2 separate regions of the Mus musculus genome follow, and region 1 is linked to region 2. A link is a loop called in an ENCODE intact Hi-C map of the cell type or tissue named here. Cell type or tissue: heart. All regions are shown on one strand.

Region 1 (2,500 bases), 64 kb after region 2:
CTCCAACGCCAGAGTCTAACTAGAGATGAGAGGGGTGGGGGTGGGGCGGCGCAGGCCAGCGGGAAAGGGCAGGCTGCAAGGAAAGGGACTTTGCTGCTTTTCCCAGGTCCAGGTTCTTTGTACCTCGTGCTGCCATGGGACACAATCCCCGGGCTTTGCATTATCTGCAGAATTGGCCCCTCCCTGGTGTTCAGACTGCTGCTGTGCGTGCCAGAGGAAAGAAAGAGTGTGTGTGTGTGTGTTGGGGGACATGCCCCGCCCTGGGGAAGGCCAGGCTGTGTGTGACTCAAGAGTTTTATGGGTCCTTGTGCATCTGCCTCTTAATTGCTGTGCAGCCTTGGGCCACTCGCCGTCCTCTCTGGGCCTCAGAGGGACCTTTAACTGGGTAGCCAGAAGAGATGGCAGCCCACATGCACTGAGGCAAGATATGGCCACAGCCTCGACCCCCTCACACAACTTGGTGCTGAGCTCTTGATGGCTGTGGCCTGGGGACCCCTTCTGCAGGTATCCGGGAGCAGGCTTAGCCTTAAGGGAAGCAGTTTTGTTGTTGTTTTTTGTTTGTTTGTTTTGTTTTGTTTTTTCAGAATCACAGTTAAAAGTTAAATCCAGTATGTCTACAATGGATAATTCATTATCCATTATTATTATTTCTGGTCTGAAATATTCTCTAAAGACACATGTGTTGATGAAGATCTGGTCCCTAACATGGTAGTGTTGAGAGGAGGGGCCTGAGGAAGGTGATTGACAGGTCACAGTCCTGGGACTGGATGCGTTAGTCCCCTAACATCTGGATGGAGAGTCAAGATGAGACCAGGTTACCCTGAGAACATGAGGGGGTGGGGCCTGGTAGAAGAAATAACTTGCTGGGGGCAAGCTTTTGAAGGGATCTGTACCCGCCCCTTCCTCTCTGCTGTCTCCCCACTTCCTGGCTCCGCTCCCTCATCCCCTCTCCGAGATGTTCTCCAAAAGCAGTGAGCTGACATCCAGAGGGAGCCCTCGGAAATCCTGAGCCCAAACAAACCTCTCCCTCTGCCGGTTGGTCGGCTTAGGTGTTCGGCTAGAGTGCCCGCTAGCTCCCGGCCGGGAGGGGGCGCTCTGCACAGACATAGCACTGAGGACTTGGCTGGTTTATTACTGCCCCTGAGATCTTTATCTGTGGACTTGGGGTGGGTCACGAGGCCATACTGTTTATTTCTCCTGTCCTTGTGCTGGTGGCCTGGACTCAGCCACACTAGGATGGACAGCCCTGGCCACAGAAGTGAGACAATGATTAAAACCTGCTGGGCTATGCTGCCTACCTCCCTTCCATGGTCCATCCCGCCTCTGAGCTCCTTCAAGGGAGCAGCTTGTATTGGGGACTGGAGTTTTCCCAGATCAAGGCGGGTTCATTTGAGCGACTCCCAGTAGGGGTCAGACAGGAACGCCAACCATGTCTTTCCAAGTGAGACCCCGAAGAACGCCTAGGGTTGACATCTGTCTGAGCTTCCCTCCTCGGCAGTATAGACACAGCAGCAGGTACTCCACGTGAACCTGACACCTCTGACGTCTGCAGGCATCAGGAACACTGTGTTTCAGACATACGTGTAGGCAAAACATCTATACACAGATAAAGACCAGGCGTATGTGTGTATGTGTTGTGTATGTGTGTATGTGTGTATGTGTTGTGTATGTGTGTATGTGTTGTGTATGTGTGTATGTGTGTATGTGTTGTGTATGTGTGTATGTGTTGTGTATGTGTGTATGTGTGTATGTGTGTGTGTGCACTCATGCACCACATGTACATGTGTTTGAATGTATGTGTAGGGATGTACACATAGATATTATTGGTGGGGCCTGTGTGTGTGTATGCGTGTGTATGCATGTGTATACATGTGTGTGTGTGTATGTGTGTGTATACATGTGTATGTGTGTGTATGTGCATGCATGCAAGCACACACTCATGTACATGTGTTTGAATGTATGTCATAGATATTATGGGTGGGGCCCATAGCAGCTGTGGGTGATGACCCCCCTCCCAGCCCATTACTGTAGAACCTCCCCTACCTGCATGGGTGCGTCATCTGGGCCTCTCCTCTCTCCTAGAGCCCCACCTCCCACACTTGCTTCCGTGATATCTTTGTATTCTTTGCTCCCGTTGTTCTTATCAGCAAGATTTGTTTACTTTCTCACCAGCTGCTTTCATAGGAGACAAAAGATGCAGAGGGCTTACCCTAGGGGTGGGTCTCCCTTGCGTCATATCAGGCGTGGGTCTGCTCATGTCTGGAACTGGGCCAGACTCGGATCTGACTGAGAGCCTGAAGTGCATAGGCGCAGGCAGAGGGTGTCTACATTCCCCAGGGCAGAGGCGAGCTCAGAAAGGTCTAGAGGGGCTTCCTATGAGCACTTGATGGCAACACTGCCCGAGCTGAAGTTTCTGCTCTTCCGAGCTCCCCTGGGAAGGGCCCAAGCCTCTCCTGAGTTCTGTCCCCGTGACCTGCCGTGGAGGGCTGGCGCATCCTCA
Region 2 (2,500 bases):
TGGAAGTCCCTTAGGTGGGGTTGCCTGACTTCCTCATGCTGGGCTCCTGGGCCTGTAAGGACCCCAACACATAAACACCTGCTGAACCCAGGGAGAGGGAGCGAGGAAAGAGGAGCCACAGCCTCTGTTGAGAGACACTGTCTGGACAGCAGGGCAACCGGTGCGCAGCTCAAGTAGCAGCTGCCTAGACCTCTTTTCCCAATAAGTGAGCAAGGAGGAGGAACAGACCAAGGAAAGGACCCTATTTCCATCCTCACCTTGCAGTTCTGTGGCTGGGACCCTGGCAGGGTCAGTGCATCTCTCCAGCTGCACATGAAGGACAGGTCAGGGCCATCAGTCATGCCAAGTGGACCGGCCTTAAACAATGAAGGGCGCAGGGTGCCAGGGAAGTCCATCCTGGAGAGAATGTATCTAACGTTACACACGCCTTCATTAGGAGTCTCAACAGTGCACCAGGGTTCTCAGAACACAGTAGGGGAGACCACTACAAGGTAGCAGATAAAGACCAGACTATGCCTAATGCCAGCGCGTCAGCAGGGCTGCCCAAGGACTGCTCACTCTCTTGAGGGCAGCCAGACAGATATCTCTGCTCACACCTTGGAAGAGGGGCTGGGGAGAAAGTGATCGCAAAAGGCCTCGTGGCAGGTAAAGTGCCAAAGAGATAAGCAACCACAGAATATACAAAGGGGAGAGTGTGGAGGACCAAGTGATGCCGATGAAGGCTGAGCGTTCATCAACGCGCTGCGCATGACAGTAGCAGGCTGACTTTCTTCCACCCCTCTGTGGACATGGGCTGCGTACTATTCCTGCTTCCCCACTGCCAAACACAGGCTTCTCCGAAAATGCCCGTGGGCTGAATAAATGCAGGAACTCTTTAGAAGCAGTAACTGTCAAGTCAGCCCTCATTTTTAGTAAAAATTAAATCTAACATCCGCAATAAGAGCACCAGCAGAGCACTAGTACCCGCTGGACAAGACGTGAAGGCGCTGAATTTAGAGTCTGAACTGAAAACCGGTGTGTAGTAACCACAAGTGTTCCCGGACCGCCCTCCCTCGTGGCCAGCATCTAGGACGAGCCTCAGCGCTGTAATCGACCAGTCTCTATAGCCACGTGGTCTGCCACGTGCTCTCAGCATTCCCGCAACAGCCTCACCTGACCCCGGGGCCGCAAAGGAGCCAGAGTGCCGAACCTCAACGCCGCCACCCACAACTGTTGGAGCAGACTAAACTGTTTTCCGGATCAGGCCGGAAGTTCGCCCGAGAAACAGGAAGTCCCGCCCCCAGATCATCTAACCGAGTCCTCCAGCGCCACCTGCAGAGCTGAGGGCCAATATGCATGGTCGTGGCGCCTAAGCTATGAAATTTCCATCCTATTTCACAAAAGTGTTGAGAAGCTTGAATTGATCCTCTCAACGAACAAGTGAGCACCTCCGATGAGCCACGCACTGTATTTATTACCCACAAGTCCTAGAATCCGCTTCATAGACACCTCTGGGTGCATGTGTGGCTTTAACAGGGGCCAGGAGGGAATATTAGCTTGTCATTCTCAAGCTAATATTCCTTGTGTGTGCACCTGCGAGTTTTGGGGGATCTGTTCAAACTCGCTCGCATGCAGCGAGTCCTGGGCTCTGCCTGTAAGTTGCCTTGGTCCTGACACTATCGCGTAAAACTTAGGACGCGTGGCTCTGCTGACCACTTGCTTTCCATCGCCTGGAGGCTAAGAATATCTTCAGATAGAATCGAGACAAGGAACAGATTCTCCTGCGTCACTGCAACCTACCTACATGACATTCCCGCCAATGTGTTTGACGACTTCTTTGGGTTTGACTTTCCTTTGTCCTGTAATTATCAGAACTTCATAAATCGGTCTTCATGGTGGAGCAAGTTATTCAGGGAGAAAAATCTGTGTTCCTGAGTTTATTAAGGGATCTCTAAAGGAACAGAACTGATTGAATGAGTATGGAATAGAGGAGATTTTATTAGACCGGCTTACAGGCTGTGATCTGCGTAGTTCAATAATAGCTGTCTTATGACAGAAATGGCAAGGAGAATTTGGTACTGTTCCGTCCACGAGGCTGGTTGTCTCAGCAGTTCTGATCTGGTGCTGTAGTCCTGGGCCATTCCTAAAGAGCCGCCGAGCTTCAGTCTCTGTTGGAATCCTAAAGAAATTGATTTGAATACTGAAAGGAAAACTTCAGCAATGCCATAAAATAAATGGTTTTGCCGGTGAGGGTGAGGTCCAGCAGGCACAAATCATGGTTTCTTTTTCCATTTCTTTTATCTGGGCTGCCACCAGAAGGTGATTTAGGATGGCTCTTCCTCCTTCAAATAATCTGATTAAGAAAATCCCTCACAGGGCTGGAGAGATGGCTCAGCGGTTAAGAGCACTGACAGCTCTTCCCAAAGTCCTGAGTTCAAATTCCAGCAACCACATGGTGGCTCACAACCATCTGTAATGGGGTTTGATGCCCTCTACTGGTGCCTCTGAAGACAGCTACAGT

The links. Hi-C counts contacts between places; a loop is a spot of excess contacts. Peaks named below come from ENCODE experiments on the same cell type or tissue, not always from the same donor. Only the 100,000 strongest peaks of a DNase experiment are listed, where the experiment ranks them.
Region 1: it touches region 2 in a loop (7-fold over the local background); 9 of 42 quality-filtered maps call a loop at or near these places.

What each region holds. Positions count from the first base shown.
Region 1 is chr8:119,668,439-119,670,938 of GRCm38, forward strand. The region is part of intron 1 of Wfdc1 (WAP four-disulfide core domain 1); the gene reads left to right. Gm32352 (a long non-coding RNA gene) reads right to left here and starts at 2,498. Exons shown (of 4, transcript XR_388091.3): 1 at 2,210-2,498. In heart, a CTCF peak has its summit at 1,067 (motif pointing right); no DNase peak of the experiment used is centred here; H3K4me3 peaks cover 485 bases; H3K27ac peaks cover 1,259 bases; H3K27me3 peaks cover 130 bases.
Region 2 is chr8:119,603,983-119,606,482 of GRCm38, forward strand. It overlaps Taf1c (TATA-box binding protein associated factor, RNA polymerase I, C), which reads right to left and starts at 1,224. Exons shown (of 15, transcript NM_021441.3): 1 at 1,153-1,224; 2 at 258-396. The coding sequence starts at 395. In heart, CTCF peaks have their summits at 1,323 (motif pointing left) and 2,480 (motif pointing left); a DNase peak (open chromatin) is centred at 1,209; H3K4me3 peaks cover 1,313 bases; H3K27ac peaks cover 1,197 bases.